Regions from separate parts of the Mus musculus genome. Here region 1 is linked to region 2. The links are chromatin loops, found by intact Hi-C in ENCODE. Cell type or tissue: gastrocnemius. All regions are shown on one strand.

What was found. A loop is a pair of places that touch in the nucleus more often than their neighbours do. Peaks named below come from ENCODE experiments on the same cell type or tissue, not always from the same donor. Only the 100,000 strongest peaks of a DNase experiment are listed, where the experiment ranks them.
Region 1: it touches region 2 in a loop (4-fold over the local background); 16 of 42 quality-filtered maps call a loop at or near these places.

The regions. Positions count from the first base shown.
Region 1 is chr1:180,544,161-180,552,160 of GRCm38, reverse strand. It overlaps Gm31986 (a long non-coding RNA gene), which reads left to right. Exons shown (of 4, transcript XR_001779573.2): 2 at 850-930; 3 at 1,494-1,607. Among named protein-coding and RNA genes, the nearest start is that of Parp1, 21 kb to the left of the region's middle. In gastrocnemius, a CTCF peak has its summit at 1,132 (motif pointing right); DNase peaks (open chromatin) are centred at 1,207 and 4,139; H3K4me3 peaks cover 628 bases.
Region 2 is chr1:180,480,064-180,488,063 of GRCm38, reverse strand. Stum (mechanosensory transduction mediator) reads left to right here and starts at 4,560. Exons shown (of 4, transcript NM_001081227.2): 1 at 4,560-4,936. The coding sequence starts at 4,735. In gastrocnemius, a CTCF peak has its summit at 3,846 (motif pointing right); DNase peaks (open chromatin) are centred at 4,768, 5,877, 6,040, 7,544 and 2 more places; H3K4me3 peaks cover 1,899 bases; H3K27ac peaks cover 607 bases.

The DNA of each region.
Region 1 (8,000 bases), 64 kb before region 2:
GCAGGTGCCTCAGTTGGTCTAAAACTTCTTCCAGGCAGGGCTGCTGGTTTCTGCTGCTTCCAGGCAGCTGGTCTGGTATCAGAGTTTTCTTTGCTTTGTCTGAGAAGGGGCTCTCAGCTTTTGTTGCTTATTTTGACAGGGAGGGGCCTGGTAGATCCACACAGTTTCAGGAACTTCCTGAAGCTATTTTGAGTTGTTTACCTTCCTGCTTAAAGAGCTTCCCCACTGGGATGGCATGCTTCAATCTCCCAGGAAACTGTTACACAACAGAGGTGGTGAGACCTTCAAGAAGTAGGGCCAAGGGGCTGGAGAGGTGGCTCAGTGGTTAAGAGCACTGACTGCTCTTCTGAAGGTCCTGAGTCCAAATCCCAGCAACCACATGGTGGCTCACAGTCATCTGTAATGAGATCTGATCCTGATCCCACTTCTGCAGTGTTGGAAGACAGCTACAGTGTACTTAAGATAAGATATAATAATAAATAAATCTTAAAAAAAAAGTAGGGCCAAGTTGGAGGTCTTAGGTTATGTAGTCATGCTCTTTTTTTTTTAATATTTATTTATTTATTATATGTAAGTACACTGTAGCTGTCCTCAGACACTCCAGAAGAGGGCGTCAGATCTTGTTACAGATGGTTGAGATGGTTGTGAGCCACCATGTGGTTGCTGGGATTTGAACTCCAGACCTTCGGAAGAACAGTCGGGTGCTCTTACCCACTGAGCCATCTCACCAGCCCTGTAGTCACGCTCTTGAAGGGACATGCCATTCAAGGGATAGCAGGACTTGCTCTTCTTTCACATCCTTGCTGTGATCCATGTAATCTCTACCATGAAGCTTCTACCTCACCACAGGCCCAAAAGTTGCAGGGGCAACCGACAGCTGATTAGCAGCCTCGAGCCTGCATCCAGGGTGCTGATGAAAGGCTGTTGGAGGTAAGGCAGCATTCAGCATCATACTATCTGCCCTTCCCTATGTCTGGCTCCTGAAGCAGGCTTTGACACACTGATCTTGTAATGAAGTCAAGTCAAAATTCTCCTAAAATATGGCTAAACAAGCCATCTTTGAAACTAGGAAGATTGACTTGGAGCCTTCCGAGATCTTTCCGTAGCCTGGAAATAAATTACCCTAATGTCCACTAGATGGTGTCCAATGTACACCCACAGTCCCCCCTCACGCTGCTCTGGAAAGGCACCAGAGATCCTGAGATCCTGACAGGACGGCTGGTGAAGGAAACCCATGCAGTGTGACCCACCTGGCTTGGTTACTGAGCTTTGTTTTCTGGTAGCTGGAGAAGAAGGGAGAGAGCTGCTGGGCTGCAGGCAGAGAGAGGTTCGTGGAGGTGTCCTAGAGAGAGGTGACCTGGGCCAGGACTGGGCAGTGGATTGAGGGGGAGGGAAGACTTAGGGGTCAGAAGGACAGGAACTGAGGGGCAGGTCCGTCACAGCCCTCTTTGAACGTGGTTGTTTCAATCTTTCTTTTTCTCTCTCCTTTACAGGTTGTAAGCTATAGGAGCGCAGAGATGGGGTTGTACTCCCACAGATGCTTTTCAGGACCACACGGAATAGATCCGCAATGTATTTATGATGATAACGAGTCACAGAGTTCAATGGTTAATGTTCATTACTTTGTCTGGATTTGGAATTGCTAGGGAACATCCTGAGGTTCTTGAGTCAGGTTTCTCTGTGTAGCCTTGGCTGTCCTGGCCACATATTTTGTAGACCAGGCTGGCCTTGAACTTATATAGAACCACCAGCCTCTGCCTCCCAAATACTGGGATTAAATGCGTGTGCCACCACCACCTGGCTCCTTCTTTCCTTCTTCTCTCCATCTTTTCATTCCATCCACCTACCCATTCATTCCTTTGTTTGTTTGGATCTGGTCCAACAACCCTTCACCTCTACAGGCTCCAGCTAACTTGACTCTACAGCAGCACCTAGCAGAACTCCAAACCTGGTTGGTTACCTGGTCTCCCATGGAAATTCCCTTCACATTCTTAGCAGCATCCCACTGCTGCCTCTAAGTTTGGCCTCTCTGAAACTCTGTCAACTCATTGTAGCCATTCTTTAACCTACACGTCTGTCCGTCTGTTGACTGTCTGATGTGTCATGTGTGTTCTGAGGGTTTATATTAGTTACGATGGGAACAAAAGAACCTGTCCTTCCCTTGGCTGCATAGCAAGGAGAGAGAGCTACTTGGCAAATTGCTGCCAACAACACTTCCATAGCTGGTGAGTTTATTATGACACTGTGGGAAGACACAAATGTATTCATCTATGTTCCCAACACAGTGAAATCGTGACATATGGCTGCAGGATTGAAGTGTGCCTCCTCTCCAGCCTCCTTCATTCACTCTGCATCCATCATCCCTCAGGGATGTACATCTGTGTGTGTACATCCATGGTGCTGGTCCCCATGCACAGACCCCTGTCTGTCTGCCAGGATATCCAAGCCATTCCGGCCCCTAGCTGTCCTCGCAAGGTTGGCAGCTGTTTTGCTCACCTCACACAAATTCCTGGGCTCATGGCTGTGCACCACAGCAGTCCTCAGTCTTCTCAACACCCGGTCACTTGCACCAGAGCTCCTAGTGGCCAGAGGTGTGGCATCTCAGCTCTCTGTGTTCTGTCTATCAGTGTCTAGGAGTGATGTGTTTATAAAAAGACAGAGAGGAGGAATGTTTTGTGGATGTGTAGTCAGGTGTGGGGGAGGGGGTGCCATGCTAAGGTATCCCTTCTCCCTGAGGGACCAGCCACACGACCACAGTGTAGTATAGAATAGAGTTTATTGAGGGTATAGGGAGGGGAGTTAAGAGGGTGGTAGAGGCAGAGAAAGGGGGAGGGAGAGAGAGAGAAGTAGAGGAGTAGAGGCTGGCCATGAGCACTGGCGGCAGGGGGAAGGGGGAGAAAGTGGGAGCAGGAAGGCAAGATCAAGATGGGGGACATGCAGCCCCTTTTACCTTGAGTCAGGCACACCTGGCTGTTGCCAGGTAACTGTGGGGCGGAGCTTAGACAAAATGCTAACAGGGAGCTCCCGAGTTTGTGGAACCCAGGCCACAATGGCAGGTGGAGGGCCCTGGGCAAGACTTTTTGTTCCTTCTGTTTCTTCCCCCAACAAAAAGCACAAAAGCACCATTGTATTTTATCCAGTTCAACAACCACTCCGTGAGGGAATCTGTTTACAGGTCATTGCCCTAGGCTCTGGCTTGCCTGGGGTATAAGATACTCTTCCAGCTGAGAACCTCATTGCAATTTGCAGTGGTGCCTAGTTCCCTGTAGAGAGAGGCTGAGGTATGCTCAAGGGACACTCAGAGAGATGAAGGGCGGTGAAAGACTCCGAGAGCTCCAGGAAGCCTCAGCTCAGAGGCCACCTTCCTGCGGATTACCTCCGAGCTCTTTGGTAGACCCAGGGCTGATTAACAGCAGTAGCAGGCTTTTAGTTTCCTATGCGCCATATAAAGAGACCGACTCCAGGCTCACCCTCTGTGCGCAGTGAGAGCTTGGCACCCTGTAGGTCTCCATCTCCTCTTCTGAGAGAACACAGTAGGCACTCTGCTTTTGCCTGTGAAATGACTAGGAGCTGCTATTCTTGCAGGGTCTTTGTGATCAGGGAGGACTTGAAGAGCTAGGATCATGGAGGTGACACTGGGAAAGCAAGTGGTAAAGACACCAGCCTGTGGAGGTGTCCCTCACTCTGGGTCCTCTGTGGGACATCTAAGCAGCAGCCCACACCCACCCCAGAATTCTAGTTTTGCACGAAGACTCTTCTTTAGGACCAAGCCCCCTTACCCAGGGCTTCCACCACAGTGTCCGGATATTTGTGTGGGCTTGAAGGGAGATGTGGTCACCTCACAGTCCTTTCTCTCCCTCTCCCTGTAGGTCTGCCGCTGAACCTGTTGTTTGTAGTCCTGAGTGAGCTCTAGAACCATCAGGGGAGCTGTTTAGAAGTACCGGGCTTTATGTAATTGGCCAGAATGCAGGGGTCAGAGGCAGCCTCATTTCTCCAGCTTCTCTGATGATAGTTGCAGCCCTGTCTGTAACAGAACTTCCTGCCCCCCCCCCCCCCCCCACCTCCCGCTGCAGCCAGCATTCTGCTTGCTTTGATCTGCTCCAAGCCGGCCCGCACCAGCCTTTCTTTCGGGCGGGGCTCCTGCGCTTCTCCCTGTCCCTCCGCTCTTTGGTGTCTCACGTCTCTGAGCCCTCTCAGTACTGACTTTATACACGTCCCAGCAGACTGCTGCCGTGTGAATTACAGAGAGCAGAGCCATAGAGACTGCGCCTGGGAAACAAATTAAAACACTCAATCATTCAGCCAAGACAGGGAACAGGGGTAGAAAGACACTCAGCCCCTAGAGAGGGGCCAGGGAGGGATCCGGAGAAGGGAAGAAGTGGCTGGATCACAAGATGATATTTATGAAAAAAAGTCGCTGAGGCAGACTGAGGAGGAAGAGGAGGAATAAAGGGCGCACAGTAGGGGGCATCTGACAAAGGGTCCTAGTGATGGTTACTATGGATTGTCAATCGATAGGATCTAGAATCACCCCGGAGACAAATCTCTGGGCACCCGTATGAGGGAGTTTCTAGATCAGGTTAATTAACAGCCAGGCTGAAATGAAGGGAGAAAGCAGGCCCTTCTCTGCTTCCTGACTGTGGACACAAAGTAACCAGCTGCTTCGGCACCTGGGACTAAACCTTCCCTGCCAAGATGGACTTCATCCCTTAGAATTCAGTGAAAGTAACCCCTCTCACTTCAGAGGAGGTCTCACCATATAGCCCTGGCTGATCTGGAACTCACTATATAGGCCAGCCAGACCTCAAATCCAGAGAGCTACCTGCTTCTCCCTCTTAAATTCTGGGATTAAAGGCGTTTGCCGCCACGCCCTGAAGACTCTCCTTTTTATGTAGCTATTGTCAGGGAGTTGGTTGAAGGGATGAGGCAGATAACAATACAGTCCAATCTGATGAGGACCACCTCTGAGGAGGGGTAGGACAGAAGACACCTAGCAAGGAAGGTCCAGTATGCCCACTGTTTGTGCCAACTGGGTATGTGTGATATTAGCCAGATAGCAGTGGAGTGTTGGGTCCTGGGGAGATGGCTCAGCAACCAAAGTGCTGTGTGAATGTGAAGCTTGGAGTTCAGACTCCCAGACCGCATGCAAATGTTGAGTGGGTGGGACAGCTGCCTGTAACTCCAACCTCAGAAACTTAGGATGAGATTCTCTCAAGCAAATTGGCTAGTGAGAATGGTCTAAGAGTCACCCCACAAACCACATGAACACCGATCTCATTCAGACAGGGACAGTGTTGTGATCATAAAAAGAGAAAGGGCTATTACGATATGTTCTGGCGAGGTGTGGGGGGATGGGGTGCCTCAGTGGGCCCATACCAAGGCATTTCTTCCCCCTGAGAGACCAGACCCACACTGGTATAGTATAGAATAGAGTTTATTCAGGGCATGGGGAGGGGAGTTAAGAGGGTAGCAGAGGTGGAGAAAGGCAGGGGGAGGCGGCCATGTGGAGAGAGGGGGGAAGGGAATGTGGAGAGAGGGGGAGCAAGGGGACAAGAGGCAAGGGAGAGAAGCAGGAGTAAGAGAGGAGGGGACAAGCAGCCCCTTTTATAGGCCAGGCCTACCTGGCTGTTGCCAAGTAACAGTGGGGTGGGGCATACCTGGCTGTTGCCAGGTATCTGTCGGGGTGGAGTCCATACAACACCAGCAGATGGTGTATTGAATGCACACCCTAAGATTGATCTATTAGGGCTGTAGCTCAGATCTCGGGGGCTGAGGCTATGACTCTAAACATTTTTTCTATGTCAGTTTATAAAGGTTAAAACCACAAAACCACAATGAGCTCATACCCAGGTGCTGGAACGAGTGCTGCCTGACTCAAGTATTTTAGGCATAACAGTTCATGTTGACCTTTAATTTGATGGGCCCTACATGAAGCTTATAGTTGTGGAATTTCTTAATATTAACAAACTTCATAATATACATAACATAACAGGGTATGGGGTCACATGACCCTGCTCTGAGTCAAGTTATTCTTCTGCATCAGTGACTGGCAACAGTATGAAATAGCTGGCAGTTATGGGACAAAATGGCTGCAGCCATGCTAGGGGGTTTCAGCAAGACTCGCCATATTGGTGAGCTCTGGGTTTGACTGTCAGAAATGTTACCTTCCTGGCTGTAGCTCTTTGGGGCCTGACTGCCCAGTGTTCCTTCCCTGAAGAGCTAGACTCTTGCCCTCCACCCCCTACCTCCTACCCCTGGACCTCCCATCTATAGTCAAGGGCTCCTCAGGGCTCACCAATCAAATTTTCATTTCTTTTTCTATTTTTCCTTTTTCTTTGTTTTTTTTGTTTTTCCCTTTTTCTTTTCTTTTCTTTTCTTTTTCTTCTTTCTCTCTTTCTCTTTTTCTCTCTCTCTCTCTCTTTCTTTCTCTCTCTCTTTCTTTCTTTCTTTCTTTCTTTTTTTTTTTTTTAAGACAGAGTTTCTTTGCATAGCCCAGACTGTCCTGGTACTCGATCTATAGACCAGGCTAAGCTCGAACTCACAGAGATCATTCTGCTTTTGCCTCCTAAGTGCTGGGATTAAAGGAGCGTGCACCACCACCCAGCTCAACTTTACTTTTATACAGCGCTAAGTGGTACCCCATGAGCACCCCCAGCTCTGAGCAGAGGACTGGGACCGGAGCACAAAGATTCAACATCTTATCTGGTGAGCCAAGTGCACCTGCTGGGGGTTCAATGCATGTACTCGATGTCTTAGTTACTTTCCTGTTTCAGTGAGAAAATACCATGACCAAAAGAAAGCATTTACTTGGGCCTATGGTTTTGACGGGTTAGAGTCCATAAAGGTAGAGCGATGGCATGGTGGCAGGAACAGCTGAGAGCTCAGGTCTCACAAGCAGGAGCTGGAGAGAGCTAACAACACCAAGAATGGCTAGAGGCTTTGGAAGCCTCAAAGCCAGCCCCCAGTGACATACTTCCTCCAGCAAGGCCACACTTCTTAGTCTTCTCCAAACAGCCACCAAAACTAGAGACTAAGTATTCAAACCTATGAGCCTAGAGCCTTAGAGTAAGTACCTGGAAACTACCTGGGAGCTGCCACGAAGAAAATCAGCTACTGGTCGTAGATCTGTTCAGCGGAGCTCTGTCTGCAGAGGTTCTCTGATCACGTGGTAGGAGGACCTAGTTAGGAGTCCCGGCAGTGAGCAAGGCTTTGGGGGATGGTGGGTTGGTTAGCAGGTACCCTGGGCCTTTCCCACTGTCTAGGCAGTCAGATGCTCACATTGTTTTGGGCTGAGACAAATATTACCACCACATCTCAAGGCCAGCTTGGTTTAAGGGTATGACAATGGACCCATTATCTCGCTCTCACGTTTGTTCTCGCTCTCGCGCACTCTTGCTTTGCTCTCTCCCTCTCTGGCTCTCGCTTGCTTGGTGGAGGAATTTCTGTGAAATTCCTAGTAGCTCAGTTACTTGGTTACATAACCTATATATTGCTTCTCTCATTGCTTTAATACATATTTGACTAAAGTGACTTAAGGAAGGGAGGGTTTACTTAGGTTCATGGTTCGAGGGTACAGTCCCGTCACGGTGGGGAAAGTGGGGAAGGTTGGTGGTTGTGTTGCAGCTAAAGTGACGAATGGGAAGGAGAGGGACACTTAATCATCTTATTTCCCCCTTTCCTTTCAGTTTGTTTGTTTGTTTGTTTTCGAGACAGGGTTTCTCTGTGTAGCCCTGGCTGTCCTGGAACTCACTCTGTAGACCAGGCTGGCCTCGAACTCAGAAATCTGCCTGCCTCTGCCTCCCGAGTGCTGGGATTAAAGACGTGCACCACCACCGCCTGGCTCCATTCAGTTTGAGATCCCAGTCCTTTGGATGGTGTCACCTATAGTTAGGTTAAATTGTCTGTCCTTAGCCCTCTTTGGAAATTCTCTCACACGTGCCCCAAGATATGACTCCTAGGTGCTTCTAAAGCTAGTCAAATTGACAATAGAGATTGATCAT
Region 2 (8,000 bases):
CATCCTGGCTACTCCTGAGCATCCTGACTATCCCTGAGCATCCTGGCTACTCCTGAGCACCCTGGCTACTCCTGAGCATCCTGGCTACTCCTGAGCACCCTGGCTACCCCTGAGCATCCTGGCTACCCCTGAGCATCCTGGCTACCCCTGAGCACCCTGGCTACCCCTGAGCACCCTGGCTACTCCTGAGCATCCTGGCTACCCCTGAGCACCCTGGCTACCCCTGAGCATCCTGGCTACCCCTGAGCACCCTGGCTACCCCTGAGCATCCTGGATACTCCTGAGCATCCTAACTACTCCCGAGCATCCTGGCTATCCTTGAGCATCCTGGCTACCCCTGTGTACCCTGGCTCCCTTTGCTGCATAGCAGCACCCTTCCCCCACCTTGCCAAGACACAGAGGTACTGACATACGTGCTGGGTGGTTAAGAGAGAAACAAAACAACCTACGCCAGGAACTAGATGCTGAGAGACCAGTCTGTGGTGCCTGCCAGAATAACAGAGCTTTATGTCCCCATGTGTCACCACAGGAAGCCGGGGACCACGCAACCCGTGCCAGAGCAGCTGGGGCTAGCTTGCTGCCTCATGAGGTAGGAGAAGGGCTGGGGAGCTGTGTTGGACAGCTCAAGCTGCTGGTCAGGGATGCTGGTTAGGGGCTGAAGGACCCAGTCTCCCAGAGGGGCTGCAGGGCCAGGCTTGAATGTAGCTCACTAATATGCTAGTCTCTGCTGAGCCATCCTCGGTGACTTGCGGGTGCCACCTGGCACCTGTTGTCTCAGAAATCTTTGTTGTTGCTTTCTTTTCTTATTTTTCATTTTATTTTTTTCAGTCAGGGTCTCAGGTATCCCAGGCAGGTCTTGGTCGTTCTGCATCAGAGAAGATAGTCTTGAACTTCTGATCTTCTTTCCCTCAATCTCCCAAGTGCTGGGACTATGGGTATGTGCTACTGTGCTGGGCTTATGTGGTACTGGGGTCAAATCCTAGGCTTTATGCATGCTAAGCAAGCACTCTGCTGAACTATGCTCTCAGTTCTTCATTGCTTCGTTTTATAGGATATTGCTTGTGCCACTGTTGTGTGGTTGTACATGAACCACTGTCTACTGGATTTACAATCTTCCCTAAATGCCCATTTGTACCAAAGGCTTGGTCCCTAACTTGGCACTACAGGGCAGTAATGGTGCCTTTAAGAGGAAGACACTTGTCAGATTTGTTAGGTTATTAGGGGTTATGTTCCCAAAGAGGACTGTGGGACTCCATCCTCTCTGTTCTCTTTAGCCAGTATGCCCCCCACCACAGTCTCCACCACAAGGGGAGATGTCAGGGCCAATGGATCATGGACTGGACCCTCTGAAACCACAGGCCAAAATAACTCTGTTTACAGACTTAGTGCCTCAGGTGTTTTGCTACAGTGATAGGAAACTGACCAACACACCAGCAATGAAGTTAGAATTCTGCAGGCTCCTTATCCATCTCAAAGACTGCTTCCTTGGAAGCTACTACGATCTTGATCTTCAGCCTTTGGGGCGCAGGAGAAGGATGGCAGACACTTCCATGGGCAGGGCCTGGCTAGATGAGCTGTTTTCTCCCCCTGCCAAACAAATTGACTCATTGTTCAGGTTTTCAGTGGTAATTACAGAGACCCTCACACTTAATCACCACCAGGTCTAATCAAGAGAGTTGGTCTCAAGGATGCTTGAGCATTGATTACAGCTTAATAGATTTATTAGGAGCTAAGTGGGCCAGCAAGTAATTGGCTGAGTGAGGCTAGCTTGTTATAGAAAAGGAACAGAAGCTAAAAGCTGGAGGGAAAAAAAATGGGTCAGGGTGTGGCAAGGTGAGACTCCAAGGAGAGTGGGAAGAGGACGACGGGCACGCAGAGTGAAGTGAGCTCGTGGAGCTGTGTGGGCCCTGGGGTAATCAATTACCAGCTAAACGGGGTAACAAGCTGCTTCGTGATCCTCCCGCCATGCCTTCCCTCAGTCACGATGGATGGCGGGTTAGTTTTTTCTTAAACTGTAAGTCAAAATGTGACCTTCGTGCCAGAGTTGCTTTATGTCAGGCGTTTGATCACAGCCAACGGAAAAGAGAGCAATGTGCGCTCAAACACAGCAGCTCCGTTCTGTCTGCTCGTTCTGCCCAATTAGCATCTGGAAGCTGTCTCTCCCATTCTCTGGGCTGGTAGGTCAAGAAGAGTCCTCATCTCACCTCAGTTCCTGTGGGCACGTGACCTGATCCTCACTAGCCGTCCTCCTCACTTGGCTAAGAGGTCTTCTCAGCTGATATAGTCATACTGTTGGTTTTAAAGCCTGGGCTCTCATTCTTCCATTAAGAGGAGGGCTGCTCTGTATTTAAGTCTGGGTGGGTCGCTGGTTGAATGCCTAAGGGAGAAATGCAGAAGGATACTGTGTAACTTTTGGAGAAGTGGCGGTGATACTCATTATGGTTCTGCAGTCTCTACTCTCAGGATGACTCCTCTCAGCAAGTTCTCACTTAGAAACTGGCGGCCATATTTTAATGTAAAAACCTCCAGGTCACGTGGACAATGGAGGTAGCATGAAGGACTACCCCTGGCCAACCAGCTTTCAAACTCTCTCCCTGATGCCACTGACCAGAGAATATTTTTAGAAGTGGATCTTGTGGTCCTCACTGTTCCAGCCACCAGCCATTTGAGTTTCCCAGCTGCAGATCTGCAGACAATGGAGGGAGAAATGCCGCCTCTCTTATGTTCTCACCGTAGAGTATGATCATTCAAAACAACAAAACAAAAACATACAAACCAAAATCCGGCCATGTCAAGCTGATCAATTCGAGGGTCACTTGTTACATTGTAGGAATAAATAGAACACGTATGAGGCCCTATGTCCACTTAAAATGTCAGCGATTCCCAGACAATAAAGTCCTAATTCCTCTGCCCGCCCCCAGCACTAACCTGTTTCCTACCCACCTTAGCAGCTCCAGGCCCAGCTTTACTGCAGGTCTGGATTCCCCCTGCTATCATAGGCTCCCATGTGTTGGCACCCACAATGGCTCTGTCTGGGTGTCACAAAGATAGCCACAGGAAATTGGGGAAATAGAAATCTATTTCCCTCTCTGGGTTCATTTTCCTCAGAGACAAATAATGATAGAGGGAACCCAAAAGAGATCCAGGTATTCTGCGAATTCATAGAATGGAGGTTAGTTTCGGGATCTTTAGATGAAATGTCATTTATGCATATGGGTTTTGGAAAGAGATCACCTGCTCCACATTATCATGGACGATTATGCTTTAATTGCTCCATCTAGAAAACACAGTACTATGTAGTGCTTTGTACAGTTAAGGCAGGCATTGAATGTGGTTAAGAGTTTGGGATGCTGCCCAACAGAGGATGCTGTGATAAACATTTAAAATAAAACATACCTACAAGTAGTTTCTGTTGGCCATTAAATCTTGACCTGCATCACTTTCTGGGAGGGGCTTTAGTGACTGATAACTCCCCTACAGTTGGATGCATGGGAAGGTCCCAGTCCCAGAACCTTCGAACCTTCAGCATATCCCAGCCAATTTGTCACTGGCTCTGCGGTACTATCATTGTAATGACTACAATCCTGCAGGCTACCTTGTAGACTTAAAATATTTATCTATTTAGAAGTGTAGTCTTGCTCAAGTTGGTCTTGAATTTGATAGGAAGAGAGCCTCCTACCTACACCTCTCAAGGATGGGATTGCAGCCATGAAGCACGTGCCCCGCTAGAGGAGGTCATTTTCATCGGAGTAGATGAAGGGTCTTATTGAAAAGACTGAATTAGGCTCTTGGTTTGGACTCTTGCCAAGTCTATTCGCTTATTCCCACCGGTGCATCGTTAACACCAGGGGGCGCTGTGGGCGCACCGCATCTTCACCAGGTAGTCATAACTGGCCCAGATGTCCCGCAGCAGCACACTGGTCAGGGCATGGTTCCCACTACCAGCTCCGTGGCTCCCTCAAGCAAGCATTCCTTTCCATTTTCGTTTCTATGTGTGTGAACTTATACGTGAGACAGTGTGTGTGTGTGTGTGTGTGTGTGTGTGTGTGTGTGTGTGGGCGCGTGAAGGGAACATCTCTTGCAGACATGCATGGGTTTATAAAGCTGTAAGCTATATTTCTCGCTTCCAGTCCTATCAGCATCTGTGACTCGAAACACGTTGCTTTTTCTCCGTGACTCGAAATGCAAAGTGTTTCTAGGTTTCAGGCTTCAAGCGTCCCTAGCCCCCACCTCCCTAGCATTAAATGCACACTCCAGAAGAGAGATTCAACCTTGAGGCTTTTCCAACTGAATCAGCCTAGTGCACGCCCAGCTCTCCAGGACCTTGAGTGAGGTTCTCAGTTCACCTGTGCTAGGAGGGTGAGGCACATCCATCCCTCTGGGTACCTAGACCACCAGCATCCTTGCGCTCTCCTTGCGCTTTCTTCCCTTGCTGGGGTCTCCATTGCTGGTGAACCAAGGGCTTTGCAGAGAGGTGTGGAGGGGGCGGGGAAGGGGCCCGGAGGGGAGGGGCGAGGGAGCGCTGTCACAGAGTGTCACGCTGCCCCTCCCGCCCTCCGCCCGGAGTGGGGGCGTGGAGCGCGGGAGGGCGGGCTTCTCCGCCAGCCTCGCAGCACCCGGAGCGCACTGGCCTCCTGAGAAGGGCGCATAGCGCGCTGCCAGGAGCCCGCAGCCGGCCGCCGTCTGCCCTGGTGCCCCGGGCGGCTGCAGGGTTCCTGGAGAGCGCGTCCAGCCATGGAGCCTTTGCACAAAGACGCCGAGACCGCGGCGGCGGCGGCGGCTGTGGCAGCGGCAGATCCCCGGGGGGCATCGTCGTCCAGCGGGGTGGTCGTGCAGGTTCGCGAGAAGAAGGGGCCCCTGCGCGCCGCCATCCCCTACATGCCCTTCCCGGTGGCTGTCATCTGTCTCTTCCTCAACACTTTCGTGCCGGGATTGGGTAAGAAGTGTGTGTGTGGGCGACCCTTGTGACCCCTTTAACCCCTGCGGTCCCTGCGACCTGGGCTGCCTGATGGAGACCAGGCAGGGCAGAGGTAGGCACTGGCTGAGACCCGTGGATGTGTCCACCAGCTTCAGGCTGTGCTCCCACGGTTGGTATCTAGCAGGTGGCTGAAGCCTGTGGCGTGGGCATCCTAGAGAAGAGGTACCACGCTGGGGGGGTCTCCGACCCACAAGCGAGGTGGCCAGGCAGAGAAGAGCTATGAAATTGACAGAGAATCTTGGAGTCCCAAGCAGGGACCCGACGGCTCACTGGCTCCAGGCTAGGCTACTGTCCAGAAGAGTGGAATCTTGGCCCTTCTTCCCCATCAAGTGCGTCTGTGATCCCTTTACTTCGGGAGGAGAGGAGGCCGAACAGGAAGAACTCAGGGCTGTGATGGGGTTGACCAGGCTCCAGGGAGTCTGGGAAGTCGGTTGAGCTGGGGGAAGGGAGACACACAGTTTCAGGAGACACACTGCATCAGGTCACGCTTTCACGCGGTGCAGAGCCTGTGGAGGTGGCAGTTCTTTAGCCAGAGTCTCTTTTCCTGGTGTCCGCTTTTCTGCCTGACACTTCGCAGTACACCGACGGAAAGGGGTGATTTTATTATTCCGTTTGCATGCATGTGTATTTAGACTGCATGTGACCAGAAGTGAGCCGGTAAGAAAGCGAAGAGTGAGCCTTGATAAGTCTGTATTAGGCTCTGGCTGTCTGGACACACCCCAAAGCCACTGCTGTCCCAAAATAGTGCCTAAGGGTGAATAAAGTTAAAGAATGAGAGCTTTCTTGATCGCCTCTCTCCAGCACCCATCTCTGCCTGCATGCCCTTCCCCCACTTCCAACTTGATCTCCTGCCACGGGTGGACCCTGCACACGAGACGGAGGCGCCCTCCTCGGCAGCGTGCAGGGCTGCAGAAGCAGGCATCCTATGCATTCTTCAGAGAGCCTGCTGCTGCCAGCCAGCTAGTTGCCTGCACATGGTTGCAAAGTTCCCAAAAGCAGAGGTCAACTAGAAGTGGCCTTTCCTTTCACTTTGGCCTTTCTCACGGCCTTGCTCCTGGAGGGCCCAGCGGGGACCTCATCTGTGGTGATTTTGAAGGCCACGCCCACTCAAACTGGACCTGTTGGTTTTGCCTGGACTCTTAAGTCCAGGAGGGATGCTGTGCTGCGGAGTCCCATCTGAGTAGAAAGTCAGAGCCTTTAATTGGGCTTATCCCCTGAGTGAGGTCTCTAGCAGCCTGCCTCACCGTCCAAGTCCTCAGGCAAACTCTAAACTACTGCAGGGTGGCAAGCTGCTGTTAATTTCCATGTGTCAGCAATGTCCACCCACTGGAGTAAAGAGAGAGCACCTGTCTGTCTCCCTGAGAATATCAAGGCCACAAGGCACGCGCGCGGGGTGCATGCTGTTAGAATTATAAGTGTTGAAATAACAACATCCTGACATAGGCTTTGAGGAAACAAAGAATTAGGTGGGCAGGAGAGCACTGAGGCGCTGCTGGAGACAGAAGTGAGCTTGTGGGAAGCCAGCCCCAGGAGGCAGCCAGGGCCACTGGCTCAGGATGCACCAGAGCATGTCCTCCCTGTGAAACACCAGATACCCCGAGCCTGCTGCCATGATCACATCTACTCTGCTTGCCTCTAAAACTTTACCCCACAGACCTAGCGTTCTCTCCTTCACAGCTCCATTTGTAGATCAGAATCCTGTCGGATTCTTTACTGATAAAGTACACACACACACACACACACACACACACACACACACACACACACCCCTTTCTAAGAAACTTGGATAGAAAGAGACAAACTACCCAAGAAATATGAAATGTGGAAAAGTGCTTTTTCAGCTCAGGCATTTTTCAGTACTCACCTCGGTTGCTACTGCATAGTTTCCTGGGGGTGCAGGCCTTGGCACCTACCCACAAGGAGTGGGAGATCCCAGGCTCTTGGTAGGTTGGGCTTCTGATCTGTAAGTCTGGGATGCTTGGTCCTTTAGGAGACTGGGTTGATGGAATGTGAGCTGTCAAAGCACAAGGCTGATCACAGAAAACATGCTAGAAACGGGTCCATGGTGTCCTGCTCCCTGTGACTCTGTCTGTCTTTCTGCCTGTCTCGTCTCTTCTCTCTCTCTCTCTCTCCCATACTTCTTTTTACTTTTTCAGATAAGGTTTTATCATGTATTTCTAGCTATCCTGGTACTTGCTAAGGAGCCCAGTCTGGCCACAAACTCAAAGCAGTACTCCTGCCTCAGCCTTCCCTATGCTGGGATTATATACCACCACGCTCTGCTTTGCCTCGTTTGTCTCGTTCCTGGGTGGGGTAGCTGGCACACTGGCGCCTCTGCTTCTGAGTGCTCCTCATCTCTGTACCTGCAGTGGAGTCCTCCACAGACCACACACCTTGAGAGTATTTTTTCCTTGCTACCTCCACTGCCCTGGCTAGGGACTGGTTTGGGTAGTCCCAGCTCCTGGAAGTCCTCTCTTGGCTCAGGTCTGCATATGCTAATCCTTCTGGCTTGCTCAAAGCTCGAGAGCCATCTGAATATTCAGACTGCTGCTTCTGATCCATCTAGCCATCCACTGGGCCAAAGCAGGCCTCGCCCACCCGCGCCAGGCACTGGGGATGTGCAGATGCATCAAGCAGCCAAGACAGTGCCTGTGTAGGAGAATTAATATAAACGGAATTTGCTCGGTGTTAGGAGGGAAACAGGGACATAGAGTTTTAGCAGTAGTTAATTCTTCCTGGGGTGGGGTTGGTTTGTTAGAGGATTCTTTTGAGAGAGGTAGTTGGAAAATTCATTCCGTGGCTCCATGCATTCCTCCCGCTCCCTACAGCATCCACTCTTTAGAAACTGCTCAGACCACTGACACAAAGAGCCTTTCTTTCTGCTGGAAATTCCCTTTCTTGCAAGTTCCTTCTTTTTCTCTTTTCTTTCTCTTCTTTTATCTTTTCTTCTCTTTCTTTTTCTCTTTCTTCCTTTTTCTTTTTCTTTTTTCTTTTTTTCTTTTTTGCAACAAAGAGGGAAACT